Linked DNA regions of Homo sapiens: region 2 is linked to region 1. A link is an interaction called in ENCODE POLR2A ChIA-PET data of the cell type or tissue named here. Cell type or tissue: GM12878. All regions are shown on one strand. Each heading gives the region's core, and the rest is flanking DNA. Links, peaks and the distances in the headings are about the cores only.

Region 1 (9,696 bases), core at 1-5,000:
TGTTAATCTGGGCTTTCTTACATTTGTTGCTATCAAAATTGATAGACTTACCACAAATGACAAGCATATTACCATGTAAGACTATGCTGTAATTTCTTCTCAAGTCAAGTAATGGCAGCCTTTATGTTGAAATTTGCTTTGGGGGAAGAATTTTAATTTTTTTCTTTTGTATTTGCTCACTGAATTTATTTTAGATTACTCCATTTACGTGAATAAACAAGAATGAGAGAAGAAAATTTTTTATAGGATTTTTTTTCTGTGTGAAGAAGTCAATTTCTAATACAATAAGATAAAATATGTGCCAAAATTAGGCGGGATGTTTATGTGCATTTTTGTGAGAAAGTGATTCTTATCTTTGATCAGGTCAAAAGAGGTGAATGACCCTCTCCCACCAATAAACAGGGTTAAGAATTGCTCGTTTAAACACCCACTTTAGGCTGGGCACAATGACTCACACCTATAATCCCAGCACTTTGGGATGCCAAGGCTGGAGGATTGCTTGAGTCCAGGAGTTTGAGACCAGCCTGGGCAAAACAGTGAGACCCCATCTCTACAAAAAATACAAAAATTAGCTGGGCTTGATGGCATGCACCTGTTGTACCAGCTACCTGAGAGGTTAAGAGGATACCTCGAGCCTGGGAGGCAGAGGCTGCAGTGAACTATTATCATGCCATTGCACTCCAGCCTGGGAGACAGATGGAGACCCTGTCTCAATAAATAAATGGCGACTTTATTTTATAGTGAATAAGTGAAGCCCCTGGAACATCAAACATTTGCCTAAGGTGACACAGCTAGTAAGTGTTAGGACTGGAATTTGAATCCAGTTATCTTATGTCTAAGGCGTAAGAGACATGTACTATATGAACTACTATATATGTAGCCATTACATTTCCTCAATGGGGCATCCCATAGTGACATAAGAAAGTTATTTGGAACCAGAACAAATCAAACCAAACCAAACCAAAACAAAACAAAAAAACAACCAATAAAACAAACAACAAAATTATGTGAAAGTGAAGTCTTTTGTTCCAAATGTGTGACTATCAGATTTTCTCAACCTTGACTTCCAACCTGTCCAAACCTGTGCTAACTGCCAGCTGCTTGGAAAATCCATCTGCCACCTACCGCATCTTGTTCCTGCTTGTTTTTCTTCTTTAATGACAGATGTCCCAGTTACAAATCCAATAGCAGATTTAAGCATCTGAAATAACCAACACCAGCCTTTACCTGGGTGTGTCTCTATTCTCAAAACCCAAACTCTGGCTTTTCCTGGTGTGTCACTTTGCCATTGTCTGAACTCTGGATATAATACTTTATACTACAGTTTGGTGAGTTCTTGGGGCTATATGTTGAAATAAACCCATTGCTTTAAAGAGAAAAAGGTACAGGAAGCTAATTTAAAGCTTTTTTAATTTTCAAGTATAAAAAAGTCATACATTTTCACATTTAATTCAATAAAATATCTTTTCATAGCCTGAATTTTTTTTTTTTTTTTGAGTTCAAGAATTTCTTTTTTTCTTTCTTTCTTTTTTTTTTTTTTTGAGATAGAGTCTCACTTTTGTCACCCAGGCTGGAGTGCAATGGTGAAATCTCGGTTCACTGCAACCTCCACCTCCCGGGTTCAAGGGATTCTCCTGCCTCAGCCTCCCGAATAGCTGGGATTACAGGCATGCACCACCATGCCTGGCTAATTTTTTTTGCAGTTTTTGTAGAGATGGGGTTTCACTATGTTGGCCAGGCTGGTTTCGAACTCCTGACCTCAGGTGATCTGCCCGCCTCAGCCTCCCAAAGTGCTGGGATTATAGGTGTGAGCCACCGTGCCCAGCCAAGAATTTCTTTTTAATTGCCGATCAAAACAACAAAAGAGAGTTGAGATTTTGACTCTTGGTATTTCCTGTCTGCCATTTCGAAGATGGGGTAGGCTATTTGAATTACATCTGCTGTTAGTATATGAACAATAAATAACAACATTAGCTATCAATATCAATATGGTGCTGTGATGCTGAGAACTATATAAGCATTGCCTCTGGCCTCCTTACAATCACTTTGCAAAGCAGAAAGTATTATCCCAATCTGCAGATGAGAAAATGGAGATCAAAGAAGTTAAGTGACTTGCTAAGTAGGAATACACGGTTATAAGTGACAGAGTCAGAGTTGGAACCCAGGAGCAAATATTTTTTAAAAATTCATATTAAGCCCAGCATGTGGACAAAAACTTTCTTTTCATGAATGAGTATAATTTAAAGGTAGTCTAGGAAAAACAGGTACCTACTGCTGGGAATCCCAACGGCCTTTGTTAGTTCCCAGTCCAATTTCCCCACTGTAAGCAGGAATCCTTTAGTTTGTAGCAGCAGTGGGTGAAATCAAGGTGGGTGGTTTGGGAGAATAAACTAAAATGGACATCCCATCTGGGAAGTTAATAGTATCCAGGGAAATGGTGGCAGAGGCAGCCATCCCTGTATCTGATTTCTCACAAAAATGCACATAAACACCCCCCCATCCCCAATTTTGGTAAACACTGCATCTTAATGCATTAGAAATTGACTTCCTTCATATAGAAAAAAAATCTTAGAAAAAATTTTCTTCCCTCGTTTTTGTTTATTCACATAAATGGAGTAATCTGAAATAAATCCAATGTGTGCAAACACCAAAGAAAAAAATTAAAACCCTTCATTCAAAGCAGCATGTGCAGACTCCGCTTGCATGAAAACATTGTGGTACCCAGCAATGGAGAAGGGGAATTAAATGATCTATATGGTAGCTGACTGGGCAGGACCCCAAACAAGAGTGGCACCCCTTCACTCCAATGACTCCTAGGCACGTTTTGGGAAAGACTTTGCAGGGAGTTAGGGAAGGTTCACAAAACACAGGTCACAGAGTATTAGGCAGCCAACAAATAGAATAATCATGCAGACTCTATAGCAACAGGAACAAGTATTTACGATAATGACAAATGAAGAACATAATACAAATCTACCTGTATACTATTAAAGCATATATGAATATGAAATAAAGGCTAAAAAGAAATACTCCAAAATGATACAAGTTACTGTGTTGGAGTTGTAAAGTTATGGGCAATTTTCTTTCATTTCTAAATTTTTTTATGATGTTGCTAATGTATGATTTTAAAAGTGTTTACCAAAAAAAGATAAAAGGGGAAGAGATAAATTAATATTTTATATTATATGGGAAAAGTGGAAAGTTCTTAAAAACCTAATGACTTTTTCTTCCATTCTTCCTCTATCATCTTTTCAAAGTCTACTTAAAGCTTCTTCTCATTCCAGTTCATTCTCTGTTTTGAATAAAACTGATCAGTCCCCCTCAGGCTCAATTCCAGCATAGTTTGAGCCTGTTGTATTTTGCTAGCTTGGTGTCACTTGTGTGAACCATACAGACTTGTCTCAATCTGATTTGGAAGTATGTGACCTGCAGGAAAAAGCTGAGATATTCAGTTTGCAAAACAGCAAAAGGCAGGAATCAGATACAAAAAGAAAGGCAGTGTTTCTCAGGTAAGCAAATAAAAAACCTTGCATGTAGTTTTACTGTTAATAAACAATTAACATTTGAAGTAAATATGTCAGAAGCTATAGAACGAATAGAAATAGGTTGACTTCCTTCCAAATTCTGCTTTGTGCTAAGATATTTGGTCAAACTACATATTATGCATTCATTGAGGCCAAGGATTGCCACTTAAGGTACTGCTGCATTCTCTATAGCACTCAATGCTAGATTCCTAATTAGGCACCAGTAAGTGCTCATCAACTTGTCTCTTAAGCAATGTAACCTGCTTTGGTTTCCTACTCCTACCACTTCTCCCAGCTAGAAGTCCCCCTCTTCTACTGAGCAGCATATTCAAACTTTTATCTTAGGCTATTAGCTCTTTTTAAGTTATGGCCAGACCTTCTTCACCCCGATAGACACTAAGCCCTTTGAGGACTGGGACATTGCCTGTGTCATGTTTCCATTATTTACAGTGCCTGGTTCATTGTAGACATGAAATATAAATTGTTTGAAGGAATTCTTGAAGGAAATGGTAGTTGAAAAGTATATATGAGGCCGGGTGCGGTGGCTCATGCCTGTAATCCCAGCACTTGGGGAGGCCAAGCCGGGGGTGGATCACTTGAGGTCAGGAGTTCGAGACCGGCCTCGCCAATATGGTGAAACCCTGTCTGTACTAAAAATACAAAAATTAACTGGGCTTGGTGGCGCACACCTATGGTCTCAGCTACTTGGGAGGCTGAGGCAGGAGAATAGCTTGAACACAGGAGGCGGAGGTTGCAGTGAGCTGAGATTCACCACCGCACTCCAGCCTGGGCAACAGAGCAAGACTCTGTCTCAAAAAAAGTATATATGACAGTTAGATAACTTCTAGTTTCCAATCCTAAAATTGTTTGAGTTCCTCCGATAAAATAAATTTAGATTTATAGCTGTACTTGTAAATACAGGTTATAGAAAGCAGGTAAATAAGAATCTGTGGTTCAGGTGCTTTGGTCCCCTTACAGGAGAATCTTTTCAGATCACAAACGACATGTATTTTGTTCACAGTAGCTATTACTGACCCTTCATATTCCGAATGTTAGGTAATACTTATGATGAATAATACACTAAGAAATAAACATAGATTTTTTTTTTTGGCCTAAATGGGGCTGCAAATCTTCAAGCAAAAAATGTTTCTTTTTCTGCTTTACTTTTTGCTAAATATTGTAGTGCATCTCCATAGAAGACAGATGACTTCTTTTGAGCATTATAAACTCTGCCTTCCTAGATGCATTTTCTTCAAAGTATTTTTTTCCATGACTTTTGCAGTCATGGTGTGCGGGAGTGGAAGGAAGAACACTAACGTTTACTCATTGCCTGTAAAGTGCCAATTATTGGTGGGCACTTTTATATTTGGTGTCATGTTGAATCCTCATGAAAGGCCCTATGAGATACAAACATTTTACATATGAAGGAACTGAAGCTCAGGAAGATTAACTATCTTTCTCAATATCTTACAATTAATGGTGGAGCCCAGATCTAAACCCAGGCTCAGGTTCCTTTCACTATTTTTTTTTTTTTTTTTTAGAGACAGAATCTCACTCTGCTGTCCAGGCTGGAGTGCAGTGACACAATCATAGCTCATGGTAATCTTGAACTCCTGAGCTCAAGTGATCCTCCCGCCTCAATGTCCTGAGTAGCTGGGACTACGGGTGCAAGCCACTGCATCAGGCTAATTTTTTTTCTTTTTTAGAGACCAGGTCTTGGCATGTTACCCAGGGTAGTCTGGAACTTCTGGCCTCAAGCGATCCTACCACCTTGGCCTCCCAAAGTGCTAGGATTACAGGCATGAACCACAACACCTGTCCCACTTTGAATTCTATATTCTGCTGCATCATGCTAAAATTTTTTAGAACATTTATGTGAAATAAAAAAGGCCTGAAATATTTTATTCCATCATGCCTAGCAGTTGATAGAAAGTAGTAAAGGAATAAAGCATGATGCACAGACAGGCACTGACTACCTTATCAGTGGGTTCATTTAAAATGATGTGAATGATCCCAACATGTAAAATAACTTTTTATTTTATTTTATCTTATTTTTTATTTTTTCATTACACACCACGATTCTTCAAAAATCTTTTTAAACAGATTACATTACTAAGTGTTTTTTCTTAACACTATAAGAAAATGATCTTGTAAACAACACAAGTGGTCTTTGGAAATGTCTTTGCATTTGCAGAAGGCATCAGCACTTCTGATGCCTTCCAATCAAACTAGAATTTAAGGATGAGTAATTGTTATGAGCTCAAGAAAACAATTTTAATTGTGATTTATCTAATGACTTTGAGTATCAGGGTGCCCAAAGAAATAAGATATCCTACCTAATGGCAATTTTCTCCCTGCCTAGAAGGAAAGCACCTTTAATTGCACAGATGATCTACAGTTCAGACTAGGAATATAAAAAGAGGCAAATTTACATTAAATACACACATGAGATGGAACAATATCTCAAACTTTTCAGATTATTTCCACATTGAGGAAGTAGAGGGAGAAGGGAACTGACATTTATTGCATATTACAGTCTGCTTTAACAGGATATCCTGGATTTACCAGGTCAATATTTTACATAGAGTTAAGTAGGTTTCAGGCACGCCTCACTCACTGTTGCCCACTGCTACACTCTTGCACTACAGAGATAAAATGTCAAAAAAAATATTTTGGCTGGGCGCGCAGTGGCTCACGCCTATAATTCCAGACTTTGGGAGGCCAAGGCAGGCAGATCACGAGGTCAAGAGATCGAGACCATCCTGGCCAACATGGTGAAACCCCCTCTCTACTAAAAATACAAAAATTAGCTGGGTGTGGTGGCACGTGCCTGTAATCCCAGCTAATTGGGAGGCTGAAGCAGGAGAATCACTTGAACCCCGGAGATGGAGGTTGTGGTGAGCCAAGATCATGCCACTATACTCCAGCCTGGCGACAGAGCAAGACTCCATCTCAAAAAAAAGAAAAAAGAAGTATTTTTAAAGTATACTTATAGCTTATATTAACCTCTTCTTTGACCCTGAGGCTAGAAACCAACTATGGGTTAAGCGATGTGACTTCTATATAGATATACTTACAGAAAGCCCACATTTTTAACAGTGTGTTTTGAAAAATTCAGGCTTGTACAGACAGGTCAGATAATACAGTGGTTTCAAATGGCCATTAAACAGCACAGTGTTTTGGATCCCATTCTCTTTCTGTTTTTAACCGAAAGATTAACATGCAATAAACTGCACATCTTTAAAGTGTCCAGTTTGATAAGTGTACACCCATAAAGCCATCACCACAATGATTTAAAAAAGAGAACACATTTGTCATCCTCCACAAGTGTCATGCGCCTTGGTAATCCTTCCCTTCTTCAGACACAGGCAACCACTGATCTGCTTTTTGTCACTATATTTTGCATTTTCTATAGTTTTATAACAATGTAACCATACAGTGTGTGCTCTTTATTTGGTCTGACTTCTTTCGCTCAGCGTAATTATTTTGGGATTCATCCATGTTGTTGGATGTATCAGTAATTCATTCCTTTTTATTGCTGAGTAGTATCCTACAGTATCAACTTGTTTATCCCTTCACTTGTCCCTTTTTTTGTTTTGCCCTCCTATACTTGTCAAAATTTATACTTTCTCTAATTTTCTTTTTTTCTCTTTTTTTTTTTTGAGACGGAGTCTCGCTTTGCCTCCCATGGTGGAGTGCAGTGGTGTGATCTCAGCTCACTGCAACCTCTGTCTCCCGGGTTCAAGCAATTCTCCTGCCTCAGCCTCCCAAAAAGCTGGGATTACAGGCGCCCACCACCATGCCAGGCTAATTTTTGTATTTTTAGTAGAGACAGGGTTTCACCATGTTGGCCAGGCTGGTTTCGAACTCCTGACCTCAAATGATCTGCCCATCTCAGCCTCCCAAAGTGCTGGGATTACAGGCATGAGCCACTACGCCCGGCCCTCTCTGATTTTCAATTTCTGATTATGCCCTTGGCATTTACCCATGTATAGTGGACACCAGTGGTTTCTGACCGTCGTGCATTCCACCCCACACCTGTTACTTCTGCTAGAAGCACCCTCCACTCCTTTGGACAACTGCGTCTTCCCCATTCCATGTAGTCTGGTGGGACCCTTCTGATTAGTATGATGCAGGCCAATCAGAGTCTTTCCTTGGAATTTTCTAAATGGACCTCCTTCCCCTTGGATTAGGAACTGTGAAGGTGTGATCTCAGAGCTGTCAGTGAACTTATAAAGAATGAGGTTGGCACATAGACAGAAGCCCAGATGAAAGACAATCTTCCTGAATCTGGCTAGTGATAAAGCCCACTCATCCCTGGCTTCCTGCATTTTAATTAAGTGGGTGCCCCGCATCCACCACCCTAGTTATGGTAAAAGCACCTGTTTCTTGTTTTGGGAGGACCGCCCTTCCCATACTCTCAGCACATGTGATTCAGCTGAGGCAGACTCCACCCTGTCTTTGGGGTTAAGCATATGTCCAGGCCCTAGCCAATCACTCATCTGCCTTGGCCACAGTGACAGTCAGTGATTTAAGCTGAGCTAAATAAAGCTAATATTTGTGCTACTAAAGATGTTACTCCCTTTTTCCTTTGGGACTTGAACCTAGAAGCTTAGAGCTATAAATATTACAGACATCTTTTGACCTAATGGGTGGAGAGCCAAGGCCACCAAAAGCAGAACTGAAAGGAGAGGAACCAGGTTCTGATGACATCGGGACAGCTGTTGGCTAAGATGACCTTAAAGTCTGCGCCATCCCTAGTCTTTTTTTTTTTTTCTTGAGACAGAGTCTTGCTCTGTCACCTGTGCTGGAGTACAGTGGCGTGATCTCAGCTCACTGCAACCTCCACCTCCCAGGTTCAAGCAATTCTCCTGTCTCAGCCTCCTGAGTAGCTGGGACTACTGGCGCATGCCACCATGCCCAGCTAATGTTTGTATTTTTAGTAGAGAAGGGGTTTCACCATATTGGTCAGGCTGGTCTCGAACTCCTGACCTCAGGTAATCCACCCACCTCGGCTTCCCAAGGTGCTGGGAATTACAGGCGTGAGCCACCACACCCGGCCCCTAGTCTTTTCAATCACACAACAACAAAATCCCCTTTCTGTATTGTTTGAGTTGTTATTCATGTCACTTACAACAGAAAAACTTGAGATACAATGCATTACATTCATTATCTTATTTAATCCTTACAACCTGGCAAGTAAACTGTTAACCCAATTTTACATATGGAGAAACTTTTAGTTAAGTAATTTAGCAAAATCTCATGGTGACAAAATTAGGACTCCCATCCAATCCAACTGATTGCAAAGCCCTATTACTATGCAATGTTCCTTCAGGGCTAGAACCCTGACCTGCTTAATTTATGCTTTTCTACTCTTTCTTTCTATTACATGAAGCTTAACACTAACAACATCTGCAGCTTTCTTATTGCTGAAATAAAACTTGTATAAGACTTAATTCTCCCTTTTCCCTGCTTCTTACCTTTTTTGTCTTCTTTCCCCTCTTCCTCGTTTTTTATTTTTCCATTTTTCCAATATCTATATTCCAAATATTTGCTCTAGTCTTCTTCACAGATCATATCAATTCTAGGATGGTCCTGGGAGTCATGTAGGCTAGGGCAAGGCAAAGTTAGTTTACTGAAATTTGCACTTCTGAACTACTAATACTAGAAGACTACAAATCAGTCCTATCAGCTTACCTAAAAGCATATCACTGGGCCAGATTTCAAAGATGACAAACCATCCCTCCCTTCTCCCATTAAAAGGATGAAAAGGTGCCGGGCACAGTGGCTCACACCTGTGATCCCAGCACTTTGGGAGGCCGAGGCGGGTGGATCACCTGAGGTCAGGAGTTCGAGACCAGCCTGACCAACATGGAGAAACCCCCGTCTCTACTAAAAATACAAAAATTAGCCGGGCATGGTGGTGGGCACCTGTAATCTCAGCTACTCTGGAGGCTGAGGCAGGAGAATCTCTTGAACCCGGAAGGTGGGGGTTGTAGTGAGCCAAGATCACGCCATTGCATTCCAGCCTGGGCAACAAAAGCAAAATTACATCTCAAAAAAAGGAAAAAAAAAAAGGATGAAAAGGCCAGGCGCGGTGGCTCACGCCTGTAATCCCAGCAGATTGGTTGGCCAAGGCGGGTGGATCACCTGAGGTCTGGAGTTTGAGACC
Region 2 (17,291 bases), core at 120-5,119, 240 kb after region 1:
TAACAGAGCAAGATTCCATCTAAAAAAAAATGATGATAAACAGAAAATGTATTAGCACAGGGGTGGGATGATCATCTTAGGGAGGCTGTGAGCTACATGGGGAAGGGTCAGATGGTCTTAGGTTCAGACTCGGCTCTTTGGTCTTGGGCGAGTTCCTTGATCCCTTCTAGTTTCCACTTCCTTGTTCATAAAACAACGGGCATAAAAGATCCACTTTGGAGTGTTGAGAGGAGTAGAGCTGAATCATACAAAATACCCCACATGTAGTTGGTATTCAATAAACCACCTTCTCAATTTCACTCTCAACCCTCAACATCCATTTTCTATCCAAGCAGCTGATTGATATTTTCAAGAATGTAAAGCTGTCATATCACTTAGAACCCTCCATGCGCCCATTCAAATACATAGTAGGGAGAGCACATGCCTCCCCTGTTGAAGATAAGTTTGTTCTTGTCCAGGGCCTTTGAGCTCTTCCTTTCTTTTTTTTTCCTTTTCTTTTTTTTTTTTTTTTGAGACGGAGTCTCGCTCTGTCACCCAGGCTGTAGTGCAATGGCACCATCTCGGCTCACTGCAACCTCCGCCTCCTGGGTTCATGCCATTCTCCTGCCTCAGCCTTCCAAGTAGCTGGGATTACAGGTGCCCGCCACCGCACCCAACTAATTTTTGTATTTTTAATAGAGACGTGGTTTCACTAGGTTGGCCAGGCTGGTCTCAAACTCCTGACCTCAGGTAATCCACCCGCCTCAGCCTCACAAAGTGCTGAGATTACAGGCGTGAGCTGCCGCGGCCGGCCAGCTCTTCCTTTCTTGAAAAGTGATTGGTTCCTCGCCAGTAGGGGCTCGGCTCAAATGTCATTTCTCCAGAGGCCTTTCCTCATCATACATTCCTCAGCCCAGTCATCTCTATCCCATCCTCCTGTTTACTTATTATAACAGCAACCTCTGGTTATCTTGTTTCCTTGTGTGTTGTCTGCCCCACCTTCCTCAAGAAGATATATTCTCCACAGGTTCATTCCTTGTCTCTCCTCTTCTGCCAAAAGCTAAGGTAGAGCCTGGCAAATAATAGGGGCTTGATAATTTTTTTTTCTTTTTTTTTTTTTTTTTTTGAGACGGAGTCTCGCTTTGTCACCCAGGCTGGAGTGCAGTGGCACAATCTCATCTCACTGCAGCCTCTGCCTCCTGGGTTCCAGTGATTCCCCTGTCTCAGCCTCCCGAGTAGCTGGGATTACAGGCACACGCCACTATGCCCCACTAACTTTTCATATTTTTAGTAGAGATGGGGTTTCACCATGTTGGCCAGGCTGGTCTCGAACTCTTGACCTCAGGTGATCCACCCGCCTAGGCCTCAAAGTGCTAGGATTACAGGCATGAGCCATCATGTCCGGCCGATAAATATTTTTTGAATGTATATTGTTGTTATTATTCCTACTATCATTTGGTGGTTGGAATTTATCTAAGGAAAGATTCCTCAGGTTATATCTGTACTTTGAACCAGAAGAGGAAACTAGTTGCATGCCTGAAATACAAAGCTGGGAAGGACTAGTAGGAGGAAGGACGGTGTGGGCCCTGGAGGGAGTTTTGTTTTTGTTTTTGTTTTTGTTTTTCCTTTTGAGACAGGGTCTCACTCAGTTGCCCAGGCTGGAGTGCAGTGGCACAAACATGGCTCACTGCAGCCATGACCTCCCAGGCTCAAGCGAGCCTCTCACCTCAGCCTCCCAAGCAGCTGTGCCACCATTTCTGGCTAATTTTTTTTATTTTTTTTTTTATAGAGAGGAGGTTTTACTATGTTGCCCAGGTTGGTCTCAAACTTTGGACTCAAGCGATCCTCCTGCCTCAGACTCCCAAAGTGCTGAGATAACAGGTGTAAGCCCCATGACTGGCCTGATGGAGTCTTTTAATGCAATAGAAAGAACTCCAGGCCAGGTGCAGTGGCTCACGCCTGTAATTCCAACACTTTGGTAGGCCAAGGTGGGCAGATCACCTGAGGCCAGGAGTTCAAGACCAGCCTGGCCAACATGCTGAGACCCTGTCTCTACTAAAAATGCGAAAATTAGCTGGGAGTGGCAGCATGTGCCTGTAGTCCCAGCTACTTGGGAGGCTGAGGCAGTGGAATCACTTGAACCTGGGAGGTGGAGGTTGCAGTGAGCTGAGATCATGCCACTGCACTCCAGCCTAGGTGTGCAGTGCGAGACTCCATCTAAAAAAAAAAGAAAAGAAAAAAAAAAGAGCTCCAAATTTGGAGCTAATAGGTCTGAATTCTGGGCCTAATTTTACCACAAGCTACCTCTGTTCTTTAACTTCTCAGAACTTAGTTTTTTCATACATATTTTTAAAAAAATGATTGGACTAACTTGGCCTTAAAAGTTCCCTCAGCTCTGAAATTCTGTGCCTTAAGAATGAGCCGCCTCTGAGGAAGCCCAGAAGTGTGTGTGTGAGATGCTACAGGAAAGCTTAGAAGGGAGCAGTGGGTTTGCCCCTCTCTGAGCAAAACTACTACTCAGATCCTTGACACCCATTCACTCCAAGCCAGACCTTCCCCTCACCACACCCTTCCTCATGCTCACCACAGCTGCTCAGAGATACTGACTAAATGAACAAATGAACATCCCCTGGAACCAGCAGAGAGTGGAAACTGAAAACTCAATGACTCAGTAGGAAGGACCACTGAGTCACGCAAGCCACTTCTTGTTTTCTCAGTGTACTCCAAGCCAAGTCCTGACAGGGTGGGAAGGCAGCAGAGCTCTAGCTCTAGTAAGTCCACACATAACAGCACTGCAAGGAGAAGGCCTTCAAAGTCAAAGCTGGAGGTAGGAGGGGAGGAAATGAAACAGTCACTTAACCTTTGTTCCAGTTATCTGCAGCAAACCCTACTATCCAACTAAAAGATCATATAGCCTGATACCTTAAAAGTAATAAAATCAGTTTCTAGAGTACCAGATATAAAAGGGGCTGTATCAGTTACCTATTCCTATGTAACAAATCACCACTTAATGGGTTAAAGCAGAAACCATATTATTTGCTCACAACTCTATGGGTCTGTGATTTGGTTGAGTTCAGCTAAGCGGTTCTTCTGCTGGTCTTACAGGAATCACACATGTGACTATGGTCATCTGGCAACTCAACTGGGGTTGGATGATCTGAGATGGCCTCACTCACATGTCTGGTGGTTGGTGCTGGCTGTTGGCTGAGCCTCTCTTTCCACATTATCTTTCATCCTTAAGGAAGCTAGTTTAGGCTTGTTCACATGGGTACAGCATCATTGCAGGAATGACAGTGGAAGCTGCAAGATCTCTTAATGCTCAGACTCAAACATAATGTTACTTCTACTACAATCTGTAGGTCAAAGCAAGTTACAGGGCTAGCCCAGATTCAAGGAGACAGGAAATAGATTCTACTTCTTAATAGGAGAAAAAGCAAAAGTATGCCGCAAAGGGAGCAAACATGCAGCGATGGGAGAAGTTGTGGCCCTCTTTATAGTCAACCTACTGCCAAGACCTTGATGCTCATGCAGTCCTCTCATTCTTTTTTTTTGAGACAAGGTCTTACTCTGTCTCCTAGGCCAGTGTGCAGTGGCATGAACACAGCTCACTGCAGCCTTGACCTTCTAGGCTCAAGCAATCCCCCCATCTCATGTGCCCACAAGTATCCGGGACTACAGGTGCACACCACCATGCCTGGCTAATTTTTGTATTTTTTGTGGAGACAGGGTTTTGCCATGCTGGCCAGGCTGTTCTTGAACTCCCAGGCTCAAATAATTCATCTGCCTTGGCCTCCTAAAGTGCTAGGATTACAGGTGTGAGCCACCACGCCTGTCCAGGCCTATCATTCTTGAAATGAGGAGTCTGATACACAAATAAGTTAAGTGCCTTGGTCAAGTTCATAGAGTTAGTGGCACATCCAGAATGGGAACCTATGCCTCCTGCTTGTCAGTCCAATGTTTTCACACCTTCAAGGACATTTTCTACCTGCAGCCTCTTTCTTCTTTACCCAAACCTAGTGACAGAGCCAGTCTTTTGAGCCACTCCACTTGTCAGAGCCATTCTTTAGACTGATATGGCTTTAGGAACAGAATACCAAAGCCCTATTTCCAAGGCTGGCCACAGCTGCCTTAGTTCTATGAATCTCCCTAACAGGAAAGGAGATTCCATTTCATCTTCTGGTCCCTTGGGAGTCTATTAGGCTCCCAGGCCATAGCTAGATTGGACAGACAAATCTCCTTTTGCTGGATTTTTAAAAGGTATTTCATAAAATAGTGCTTTGTATAAGAAGAAATGTTCAATGTCACTAATCATCAGAGAAATACAAATCAAAACGACGAGATACCATGTCACCCCAGTTAAAATGGCTTTTTTTGGCCAGTCTGGTGGCTCATGCCTGTGATCTCCAGCACTTTGAAAGGTCACGGCAGGAGGATCCCTTGAGTTCAGGAGTTGGAGACCAGCCTGGGCAACATGGTGAGACTCTGTCTCTAAAAAAAAAAAAAGTAAAAAATTAGCCAGGCATGGTGGCACATGCCTGTAGTCCCAGCTACTCGGGAGGCTGAGGTGGGAGGATCACTTGAGCCCAGGAGTTCAAGATCAGCTTGAGCAACATGGTAAGACCACATCTCTACAAAAAATTTAAAAAAAAAATTTAAAAATGGCTTTTATCAAAGAACCAGGAAATAACAGATGTTGGTGGGGATGTGGAGAAAGAGGACCTCTCATACACTGCTGGTGGGAATGTAAATTAATACAGTTACTATCGAGAACAGTATGGAGATTACTCAAAAAACTAAAAATAGAACTATCATATGATCCAGCATTTCTACTACTGGGTATATATCTAAAAGAAAGGAAATCAATATATTGAAGAGATATATGCACTCCTGTATGTATTGCAGCACTATTCACAATTGCCAAAATAGGGAATCAACCTAAGTGCTCACCAGCAGATGAATGCATAAAGAAAATGTAATACATATACACGATGGAATATTATTCTGCCATAAAAAGGATGAAACCCTGTCGCTTGCAGCAATTCAGATGGAACCGGAGGTCACTGTGTTAAGTGAAATAAACCAAGCACAGAAACACAAATGTCACATGCCCATACTTTTTAGTGTGGGAGCTAAAAAAGCAAATCTTATGAAGATAGAGAGTAGATTGGTGGTTACTGGAGGCCAGGAAGGGTTGGGTGAGGGGAGATGAAGAGAAGTTGATTAATGGGTACAAATATATGGTTTGACAGAATACATAAGACCTAGTATTAGATATTAATAGATCAGTAGGGTGACTATAGTTTCCAGTAATCTATTGTGTATTTCAAAATAGCTAGAAAAGGGCTGGGTGCAGTGGTTCACACCTGTAATCCCAGCACTTTGGGAGGCCGAGGCGGATGGATCACCAGAAGCCAGGAGTTCGAGATCAAAATAGCTAGAACAGAATTTGAATGGTCGTAACATAAAAAATAGACAAATATTTAAGGTGATGGGTAGCTCAAGTATGCTGATTTGGTTTCTACAAATTATATGAATGTATTCAATTATCACATGTACCCCAAAACTATGTACATCTATTATATATCAATTAAAGCAGTGCTTTGTAGTTGTCATTTTTAAGGCAATACATCTCTAGTATATCTTGGAAGGGTAGTGACAAAATCTGTTAGATACAATACCACTGTAAAGAATTAGTTCACCAGGCTGGGTGCAGTGGCTCATGCTTGTAATCCCAGCACTTTGGGAGGCCGAGGTGGGTGGATTACTTGAGCTCAGAAATTCGAGATCAGCCTGGGCAACATGACGAAATTCCATCTCTACAAAAAAATACAAAAAATTAGCCAGGTGTGGTGGTACACGCCTCTAGTCCCAGCTACTCAGGAAGCTGAAGCAGGAGAATCGCTTGAGCCTAGAAGGCAGAGGTTGCAATGAGCCAAGATCACGCCATTTCACTCCAGCCTGGGAGACTGAGTGAGACCCTGTCTCAAAAACAAAACAAAACAAACAAACAAAAAACCAAATCAAATTAGTTCACCAGAACAGCTTCTGAAAGTGAAGGCTAGAGGGAGTAATATTAATTATCTAACATCTATTGAGTTCAAACTACATCCAGACACTAGGCTAGGCATTTATATATATTAGCTCATTTAATTCAAATAACCTTGTGACATAAGTTTTATGGCTTTCACCATTCCTAAAATTGGTCTGTCAAACATCATGTTTATGTCAAATTGCCAAATCCAAGGTTTCACAACTTTTAGTTTTTTTCAACTCTCCTTATAATTTGAGAATACATATTCATTCAATTGTCCATATGTCTATTCTACTAAGTGACAAGACCTGGTTTAGGTATAGGAGATACAGCAATAAACAAGTCAGAAACATTTCTTATGCTCGTGGACCTTATTTCTTGTCTAGTGAAATGGACATTGAATAAGTGGCAGCCAATAGGATGGGGGTTATGAATAGGGAGGTGGAGAAGCCCTCAGAGAAGGCGTCTCTTGGATTCTGGGAGTTGAAACTCTCCAAATTCTGGTTCCTATTTCTCTGACCACTCCTTTGACGATTCCTTTTCCTCCATGTGCCCTTTAAATCCTGGCATTCACCAAGGGCTTGTCCTCATAGCTCTGTCTTCTTTCCTTTCCATCTGTTGGTGATCTCAGCCAGTTCTCCTGCTTCAGGCATGCTTGGTTTAATATGCTTTTCCTGGGAGCTCTCCCAAGCTCCATGGCTTCAACACCTGCTGAGGATTTCCAAACTTGTTTCCTAGTCCGTATTTCCAGTTCCCTATAGGATGCTGTCATCAACCTGTGCAGAACCACGCACTGGACATTCAAACCTCCTTGCTGGTATTTTTAGTTCTGCCATCATTTACCCTAGCCCTTTCAGCCTGCTAAAATCCTGTTCACCTTTTGAAGTCTGCCCACCCTCTTCAGGTGGAGCCCATCCCTTCCTCCTCTGAACCCCTCTGTGTATTTCCCCCTGGCTACTTCCATACTTAATCACCTTAAAGACAAATTAGTTTTTTCTGTGGCTGGCTCTTCGTGTGCTCCCTGCGACTGTCTGCTCCCTGAGGGCAGGGATCAAGTCTTGTTCATCTTGAAATGCTCCATGTTTTGCACAACAGTAAATGCCCAAGTTTACTGTTCATTGCATTGTTGAACTACATTTGGATCTGTGAACTATTTTCAACTCCGCAGTCAAAAGTAGCACATTTTGTTCCGACCATAACACTTCTTCTAGAGTTTCTATTAGGGTTAGTCAACTGCTCTTGTCTCGGTCATGAGATTGTGGGCGAATTTTATGGGCAACCCAACTTCCCATCTCCGCCCCCACATTTTATTTGTCTTTTTTCCACCAACACCCCCAGTGCCAATCACATAATGGAAGTGTTTGTAGTCCAGACTCATTCCATTACCTTGGCTTCTCCTTGGTAAGAGGACATTCATTCATTCGTTCATGTACTTATCTAACAAGTACTAATTGAATTCCTCCTTTGTGCCAGGAATTGCTCAAGGCAAAGTCCCTGCCCTGAAGGAATTCAAATTCTAGTAATGGACATGGACAATAAATAAGCAAATAAATAAGCAAGAAAATACTAGATTGATACAAGCTATGAAAGGCATCAACAGGGTGGTAAGACAGAATGAGAATGGGAAGGTGCCACTTTAGATAACATTGTTCAGGATCAGCCTCCCTGAAGGAGTTTGGACTGAGACTTGAGTGGCAGAAGGAACCTGGCTCTAGGCCAGGTGTGGTGGCTCATGCCTATAATCCTAGCACTCTGAAAGGCCGACGTGGTAGGATCGCTTGAGCCCAGGAGGTTGAGGCTGCAGTGAGCTGTGATTGTACCACCACACTCCAGTCTGGGTGACAAAGTGAGACCCTGTCTCAAAAAAAAAAGAAGGAACTGGGCTCTAGAAGGTCCAGAGGAGATTCCAGGAAAAAAACAGGAACATTGGAGACACCAAAGGAGCATCATGTGCACGGCATGGAACGAGCAAGTGGGACAAGCTGACACAGGGGAGGTAAGCAGAACCAATCGTGGGGGCTTGGAGGCATGTAAGCACTTTTAATTTTTATTAAAAGCAAAATGGGGAGCCATTAAAGGGTTTTGTGCAGAGGAGAGACATGATCTGATTTATTTTGTAAAAATAGCTCTTTAAAAAGAATGTAGAGTGGACTGAGTGGGAGCAGAAAGACCAGTTAAAAGAGTGTTATAGTAGCCTAGGCCAGTGTACCGGTGGCTTAGAGCAGGTTGGCTGTTCTATATCCACATGAGGCTTGATTCTGTCTGCTCTTACTACCATTCCGACCCATTAGTCTGGCCAGGAAAATTCTCAGTGATGCCACCGCATCCCTGGTGCCCGTGAGAAATCCAGATGCCGAGAAAGAGGGACACCAGGTTTAGCCAGGAGCCCTTGGTCCTCTTGTCTCTATCTCCATGGTCTCTTGTGTTCTGGTTCAGCCCCATAGGAGGGACAGCCCTGCTTCTTTTTTTTTTTTTTTTGAGATGGAGTCTGACTCTGTTGCCCAGACTGGAGCACAGTGGCACAATCTTGGCTCACTGCAACCTCTGCCTCCCGGGTTCAAGTGATTCTCCTGCCTCAGCCTCCCAAGTAGCTGGGATTACAAGTGCCCACCTCCGCGCCCAGCTAATTTTTGTATTTTTAGTAGAGACGGGGTTTCAACAGGTTGGCTAGGCTGGTCTCAAACTCCTGACCTAAAGTGATCCACCTGTCTTGGCCTCCCAAAATGCTAGGATTACAGGCGTGAGCCCCCACACCCAGACTGGGACAGCCCTGCTTCTGAGCCAGCCCTCCAGAGGGTTGGAGAGATTGGCAGGGCATGGGATTGTCTGAAGGCCAAGAGGGCTGTAGAATCTGGCAAGTGTGGGCAGCAGCAGCAGCGGTCTAAGCTCTCAGCAGCTGCCTGAGCTGCACGGCCCACTCCCTGGCTCGAAGCTTGTTGCCTCTGTCTTTACTTATTCTCGGAAGATCTCTGAATGCTAAAGCACACTGTTTGTTATAGTTGTTGTTGTTTTCCCCTGGAAAAATAGAGGAGCATTTTAAATAGATTATACTGAGTTGAGTGAACTAGAAACTTAAGAAGAGCTAAAAGGGCACTTGGCATTCGCCCCTCGTCTCCTGCAACTCTTCGCAGGCCCTTCCTGGCCCTCTAGCTCAGCAAACCTTCTCCCTTCTCCCCCCGGACCAGCCTCTTTCCTCCTGCAGCCCTTGTCGTGTTCTCCTGCCTATCTAACCCTCCAGCCAGTCTCTGCTCTAATATCACTTCCTTCTAGTGACTGTCCCCGAGGGCCGCCTGCCAGTCTATGTTATGTGCCCTGATTAAATGCATTCAAAGCACTAGAGACTTTCTCTTCACAGGACTCATGGTTAATTATAATCACATACTTACCAGCAGGGTGTGGACATATACACACTACGGCTCAGGTTTTTTTGTTTGAAAAATGTCGTTTACATTTATTTTTATAACTGGTCTCATCTGTTCCCACTCCTGCTGATAGTGGAGGGGAAAAGAAATTTACACTTACCAATGAAAAGTAACTGCCTCTTCCGGCTTAAAACAATCTGTTTCGCCCAAATAATCAGTTAATTCTAAGTTGAAACTTCCTATCAGGATTGCTTCCTTTTCTCTAAAGCATGCTTTCCCTGCCCATCCTCCTCAATACAGGGTCCGGCTGCAGGGAGGGGTGGGTCAGAGGCCCTCAGGGTGTTGGGCAGGGCCCAGGGGGGCTATCATGGGATAAGACCCCCTCATGGGAGCCACCATTGCATCTACACCTGGGCTGTGTGGGGGCAGCTCTGCCCTCCAGCCCTTGGCCACATCTGGGCTTGCCGTGGCATCATCCCCTGCCCGCCAGCTCACGAGCCTGCATTCTCAGCTGTCTTGGGAGTATGTCTTGGGGAACTTCGATGTTCCCTACAGGCTACACACAGGTCAAGAGGAAACGGGGAGCAATCACAGGCTCCTTTCCCTGAAAACACGCCCAACACCACCATTTCGCCCCTGCTGTGGCTGCCCTCACAGTTCATGGATGCCATGCTAGACAATTTCCTCTGAGTTCCAAGCAGAAAGCAAAGCTCTGCCTTCTCTGAGCCAGCTTCCTCTCCACCACCTGGGCCATTCAACATCCCTGCTCTAACGTTTGCTCATGGCAAAGGGGCCTGAATGCAAAGACACTCTTCTTACTCCCACTTCGTCCTCCTCCCTTTTCTCCCACCCTTCCTGGCTGGTGGGAATGACTCTGTGGCATGGTCTCCGTTGACTCACACTATAGTGTAGGCAGTGTGAAGCTGTGCGGTAGGTTTGCCTCTTGCAGGTAAAGGCAAACCACTGCCCTCCCTGCCACCTACCACTTTTTCTTCATCCACTCCCCGACCAAACCTGCCTTTTAAGATTATTGTCTCATGGATATATCAATTATAGAGATGGGGGGGGGGGGTCTCGCTTTTTTGCCCAGGTTGGTCTCGAACCCCTGGCCTCAAGCTATCCTCCTGCCTTGGCCTCCCAAAACTCTGGGATTACTGCAGGTGTGAGCCACCATACCCAGCCTGTCTTATGGATTTAAAAATTGAGTGTGACCCTCAAAGCTGAGCAATGACCTCTTTCTTCTGCCTGGCATCCACCCATTCTATATCGACTCATCTACTAGGCAGGGGCTACATGGTTGTCAGGAAACAAAGACCATCTTTGCTTAATGTTTAAAAAAAAACTTCCCATGAAGTAATTTGTCTGATTCTTTGCACAAATTCTAGCTGTACATCTCTTTTGCTCAACACCATATACTTTGTGACTAACCCAGGTAGTACTGAGCATCTGGGGCTGCAGGCACATGCCATGACACCAGGCTAATTATTTTATTTTTTGTAGAGACAGGGTCTCTCTTTGTTGCCCAGGCTGGTCTCAAACTCCTGGCCTCAAGCAATTCTCCCAAAGTGCTAGGATCACAGGCGTAATCCACTGCACCCAGCCTCTTTCAATTTCAGTATGAATAAATGTTCATTATTTGATAGACTTCATTTTGGAACAGAAATAATATCTAGATAATGGTGAAAAAAGTAGATGTTACTATTTTGGATCAAAAATAAGATACATGGCCAGGCGTGGTGGCCCACGCCTGTAATTCCAACACTTGAAAGGCCAAGGTGGGCAGATCACCCGAGATCAGGAGTTCAAGACTAGCCTGGTCAACATAGGGAAACCCCGTCTCTACTAAAATACAAAAATCAGCCAGGTGTGGTGTCACATGCCTGTAATCCCAGCTACTGGGGAGGCTGAGGCAGGAGAATCACTTGAACCTGGAGGTGTAGGTTGCAGTGAGGCGAGATGGTGTCATTGCACTCCAGCCTGGGCGACAGAACGAGACTCCATCTCAAAAAACAAAGAAACAAACAAAATATATGAATATAAAACAATATAAGAGTCTTTTTCTAAGTGACTTATAAATTGGCTTTGAGGATTAGCCCACACAAGGATTTGGGACAAGGAGTTCTAAAATGTTTTCTGTAGGGGTGTCATGGGAAAAGGAGCAGGTCTTCCAAGGGGACCAGTTAGATGGTGATGGCCGGTATCTGAATGCAAAGTTTCCAGTAAATGAGTTTTAAAGACAATAATGTTGGTTTATAGTAATATTTTATACAATATTGGACTTTTACAGGAAACTATTTGTAATCATAGTGAATTTCATTTAATAACCTAATAACTTGATTGTTTGGTACTCATGTAGAAATTGTAGGTCTTACATGATTTGGGGCTGTTGGAATCCAAGATTTTCTTCCCAATTGTTATAAGCTTTCTCCAATAGTTACTTTAAATTTGCCCATTATTGCTTTCTCTTCTCACTGTTTTCCTTTAACCTGATACTTGCTGACAATTCACCAGAGAGGTGAGCCCCTTGCATACTTCTAGACTTCCTGTACATGTTTTATCAGAGCAATAATGATGACTGTTCACCCTCATTACGGGTAAAATAAGTTAAGACAGGCTCAGGCCTAGGTTAATATGCTTCTAACTTTGACTCTAAATGAAACCTGTGTTTAGGAAGAGGGTAGCTGAGGAATCACATGTCCATAGGGGCCAGGCAGGTAACCTAAATGTATGAAGAGAGCTGGCTGTAAGAAAAGCAACAGGTGAGAAGCCCTACCATCAAAGTGGAAGCTTGGAACTGAGTCATCTGCTGGGCTATTTTAGAGACCCCCTGCTCAGAGGCCTGCTGGTCTTGGAGTGTGGCAGGCCTGATTCCACAGGTGGAGGCCACAGCCCTACTGGGTCCTGTGAGAAACAGAGCTTGGAGAGCCAGGGGAGTCCCTCTCCTGGTTCATCATCCTTAGCAGGACTCCCTGGCTCGCTCAAGCTCCATCTGATGCTCAGCCTTGGATTAGAAGGGCCCTTGCTGCCTCCTTTTCATGGGAGTTGAGAACCTCCTGAAGCCCATGCAGGACTTTGGGCTCAGGTCAGCTTGGGACTCAGGCTTATTTTTCTGGAAATGTAGCAGACTCTAAAATGCTGGCTTCCAGAGATCAAGGACTTGTATATTACTGTATTCAGGACTGAGCCAGCTGGCAAGCTGTAGTGGTTACTAAAATATCAAAATGCACCAAGTGACTCAAGGGTTAACACCTGACACAGGAGCAAAGGGCCTCCAGCACAGGCCCAGCAATATCTCCAAAGTCCTCCTGAAACCCTGAAAAACAAAACTGGTGAGTTAGGGTGAAAGCCTTCCTGTTACATGTGTTGAAAATCACCCCTGATTGTTCTTCAAATGTAACTCAGTGCCTGGCACCTTCTATAAATGAATGAACACATGAATGAATGAATGCATTAATGAATGAATGAATGAATGAATGTAGGGCTGGAGGGCAACAGCTGTTCAATACGTGTGTGTTGCATGAATGAGTCTTCATCTGCTGTTTTCTGAAAATGCAGGCATTCCTTACACACAGCAGAGCTCTCTGAATCCATCTTAAATAGCATTTTACACTGGTTTGAGAACTCAAGGTCACCCTCTTACTTGTACCTGGGCTTTTATATAATACGCTTTAATCACCTGCCTGGCAGCTGTCAGGAAAGCTTTCTGTTGTAACATATCCAGGGAAAAAGTCATATTTTGCTTTACATACTTAAGTGAAAAATTGGTCCCTGGCTGAACATAATGGAAGTCATTCGTTCTGGAAAAAGCAATTCAGAAAAAGATATCCCCTAAAAATCTAGCACAGTCCACTCAGAACTCCATCCTCTGATGGGCTGGGGAAGATCCTTAGACTTATGAGCTATTTTGAGGGGGGTAGGGGGTACTTTAATTTCCCATAAGGGCAAGTGTCTAGGAAATCTGTCTACTAACTGTAACTGTTTGCTCCTGAAATGTGTGATTGGCCCCATCTGAGAGGTGACGGATGCTCCTTTTAGTGCCTGGCAGTCCCCATTACAGCGAGTGTGGAAGTGACTTCTGTGATCCCTAGCCAATGTGAAGCCTTTCAGTCAGGAAGAAGAGTGGAGAGAAACTTCTTACATTTCAAAGTTTGCCCTTGAGAAGGCCTTTTCCCTCACGCCCCTCTTCCCAAAACCAGGGAATCTGATAACATTTTTCTATAATTTTTTTTTTGTCACCTATCTATGTAACCAGAGGCAGAAAGGAACGACTTGGTTTAAAACACAAGGCCGAGGCATAAGGTGGCGTGAGTCCCCAAAGCTGCTCCCTGGTTTCATCTAGGCCCTCTTCTTTCAGATTTAGTGATGGAATTCTCCCTGTTAGAGCCGTGGTTTTCATAACCCTAAAACCAGAGCTGTGCGGCCTCAGGGTGGGCAGCCGAGATTCCTGTGGCAGCTTCTTCTGAGCCCTGGGGGGTGGGAGGACAGACGGCAAGCGGGGTGGAAAGGGACAACTCCAGCCCTCACTAGTTACTTGGGGGTGGAGTGAGGATACATTTCTTGTGTCCCTTATGGTTGAGTTTCTCAAAGCTCATCTCTGGCTGAAACCAGGGAGCCGAACCAAACCCCTGCCTCGTGGGAAGCAATGATGTAGCCACTTTCAGCTTTTGTTCAAATGCTCCTGAAAGGGAGCCGCCCTATCACACACGGAACTTCAGGAAAGCTCATGCCCTCCCCAGAAATGACAAATGGAAAAGACAGAACAGTCTCCGGCCAGGCCAGGATACAGTCTCTGGAAAGAGATTGTTTTTGTCTCCATTGCCATAGAAAACACATCCTTTTAACTTAATAAGTAGGGAAACAGCATAATCACACGCGCTGGAGGTTACCAAGGTGAACAGAATCCAAGATTAAAATCTGCCAGTCCAGGGGTGCATGGAAGCATGGGAGGCCCAAAGAGGAAATCTAGTTTGCTGTTGGTAAATTTTTTTGGATGCTGTTTATGTTTGAACTTTTCTCTGTTTTCCTGTAGAAACTTCCGTACCCTCTTCCTGTGTCCCTACAAAAGCCTGGACAATGCAGTCCCAGCCCTGCTGCAGAACATGGGCAGGCCCCACCTTCCTCCTTCCTGCAGGGATATCCTTTCCTATAGAAGAGGTAAGAATGTAAGGTTCATGTGAAAATGTGATTATATTCCTTATCTCAGTCATTTCATGATTTGCTGTTTGGCGACAATAAGTCAGCCTGGCCACATTCACAATAGAGGTGGCCCCGGTTCCTAGTTTTGGCTCGTGCTGTTTTCTCAGCTGAAGAGGGCAACCGGCTGTTAAAAACGCTGCCTGTTTTCCAGGATCTTATCAGGAGTTCATGTCTAAGGCCAGAAAGAGAAGGGAGGGCTCCATTTTTTTTCCTCTCTCCTCATTGTTTCCAACTGAATTGGCAGGAAATAGGAGTCCTCCACCTGTCCCTCTCGGGAGCAAAATTGATTCGATTCCATTTTTCAGATGTATCCGCTACCACCAGAAATTGGGGACATTTCCGCTCACCCCAAAATGAATGCGTTCCTGGATTGACACAAATGACATCTTTCAGAATTGCAAATTAATCACATTTAAATGGGGATGTTTGGGACGGGGGATTGGTGTCAATTGCCCCACAGAATCTCAGGTTTGCTTTCTCTTCTCATTCACCCTTTTGTGAAGTGCCTTTTAGGGCTGTGGGGCTTGACTGACTCCAACAAGTTTGTGTGAATGTGGTGTGTGTGTGTGTGTGTAGTGTGTGTGAATGTGGTGTGTGTGTGTGTGAATGTGGTGTGTGTGTGTTTAGTGTGTGTGAATGCGGTGCATGTGTGTAGTGTGTGTGGATGTGCTGTGTGTGTGTAGTGTGTGTGAATGTGGTGTGTGTGTGTAGTGTGTGTGAATGTGGTGTGTGTGTGTAGTGTGTGTGAATGCGGTGTGTGTAGTGTGTGTGAATGTGGTGTGTGTGTAGTGTGTGTGAATGTGGTGTGTGTGTGTGTAGTGTGTGTGAATGTGGTGTGTGTGTGAATGTGGTGTGTGTGTGTGGTGTGTGTGAATGCGGTGTGTGTGTGTAGTGTGTGTGAATGTGGTGTGTGTGTGTGTGTGTGTAGTGTGTGTGAATGTGGTGTGTGTTTGTGTGTAGTGTGTGTAGTTTGCATGTACCATCAATGGCGTGGACACTCAGAGAACTGAAATCCTTCGCTCAGGGTCTCACATAAATCAAAACAGTTCCCTTTCACAGCTGCCTTAGAGCATATGTTTCAGGCAGGGTAATACAGGATCCAGACAGAAGCTAAGTCCATTTCTCAAGACTCATAGTGGGCTTGTGGTTGACCTAGTATTTTCCACTTAACCCAGTTCAGCCAATTCAGCCAATTTGAACAAAAATCAGGGTCTGTCTAGATGCTTTATTTCATCTAAAAACAACCCCAGATGATTCTATTTTGAGGGGATCAATCATTTTACTACCTAGAGAAAAAGCTTAAACATAGGAATTACATAAACCACAGTATTCCATAAACAGAAGGACCTTCCTACTCAATGTCAACACTTCGTGTTGGAGCTTAGACTCAGAAACTGGGCAGTTGCTAGATGGAGCCCTGAAACAATCCATTTCCAACTACCCTCAAGAGCACAAGAAGCAGAAACAGCATTTTGATTCCACCCTAGTGGGGTCCTGGTTTTCCCAGGTCACATTATCCTCAATCCAGGGTCCTGACTAAGACCAAAGAGGTCATGCTCCTGCCCCATCTTGTTTAGGAACTCCAGCTCCTCACACCCACTGCAACCATGGTGGCTGCCTGTGGTTCTTGTGTTGTGTGAGGATATTTGCAGGCAGGACAAAATGTTCCAGACTCCTTCCTCCCTGTGGGTCCTAGGGGACCCATGAGGTATCTGTGCTCCCAGAGCTCCCTGCTTCTTGACCCCCTGGGCTGTATTTGATGGGAGCCACCCGCCTCTGCCCCACTCATGCTCATCCTTGGGTACCCAACTGATGTTCTAAATATGGATGTCAATAGACGGGCCAAAAGCCACGTAGATAGAAAGAGTGTTTCCACGCAAGTGAGACAACCAACTTAAAATCAGCCTCTCAGAAATGAGATCTGTGGGAGAAAAATATTTTAACCTCCTTGTATTGTATGAACCAATGCTTTCCTTCAACCCCAATGTTTCCTTTCTCTCCTTGGTGCTTGCCCAGGTCCCTGTGCCCTTTGAAGCAGTTGGGCTCTTCTGCACTGACTGCCTCAGAGAAAGGATGTTACAGTGGAAAACAGAACCGGGAAAAGACTTCCTGACTTTGGAGTTTCAAAAGCTTAGTTCATTAGAGAAATGGAAAAGACTCAGAAAGGATTAAACACTGGGCAGAAGTATTGTGAGTGAGAACCAAATTCCTTACTAGTCCTACCACCTGAGCTTCAAGGATTGTGGATATCCAGTGGGGAGGAGAACTGATGGGGACTGGGGCGAGAAGGTCAGATCTGAAGAAACTCCAGGGGCATGAGCAGACCCAGCATCCATGGACAACGCAGTATCCACTCACATGAGCCTGTGCACCACCGGTGCATCGGGGCTGCACTGGTTGTCTTGTCCTTTGGCATCCAGTGAGGACTTCCTAGGAGGGCTGTTGGCATTTTCCTCACTGACCATTTAGCAGGAATAACAACTGTCTTTGCCTCCAAACCTGGCTATGTTGCAGTTAAGAAGACTGATTCCATGCGGTCAACCTAATATGCAATATCTCATGGTGCTTGTAAGCCCCCAAGAAGGAGGATGGGGCCTTTGTGTACGTGGCAAGGTAGTGCCATAGAAGGAAAAGTTTCTGAGTCTACAATTGAAGGCAAATGGAACCAGCTCAAGATTTTCCTCAAAGAATAACAATGGTCAAGCTCTGCTCCCACACCAAAC

The links. Peaks named below come from ENCODE experiments on the same cell type or tissue, not always from the same donor. Only the 100,000 strongest peaks of a DNase experiment are listed, where the experiment ranks them.
Region 2: POLR2A ChIA-PET joins it to region 1 with 7 read pairs; 3 of 35 experiments call an interaction of 5 or more read pairs at or near these places.

What each region holds. Positions count from the first base shown.
Region 1 is chr12:96,406,297-96,415,992 of GRCh38, reverse strand. No RefSeq gene overlaps it. Among named protein-coding and RNA genes, the nearest start is that of CDK17, 11 kb to the right of the region's middle. RefSeq lists an enhancer at 8,250-8,299. In GM12878, for the core only: no CTCF peak of the experiment used is centred there; no DNase peak of the experiment used is centred there.
Region 2 is chr12:96,162,542-96,179,832 of GRCh38, reverse strand. It overlaps LINC02452 (long intergenic non-protein coding RNA 2452), which reads left to right and starts at 7,353. Exons shown (of 3, transcript XR_945239.3): 1 at 7,353-8,006; 2 at 14,402-14,526; 3 at 16,585-17,291. RefSeq lists a silencer at 13,248-13,542. In GM12878, for the core only: no CTCF peak of the experiment used is centred there; a DNase peak (open chromatin) is centred at 2,577.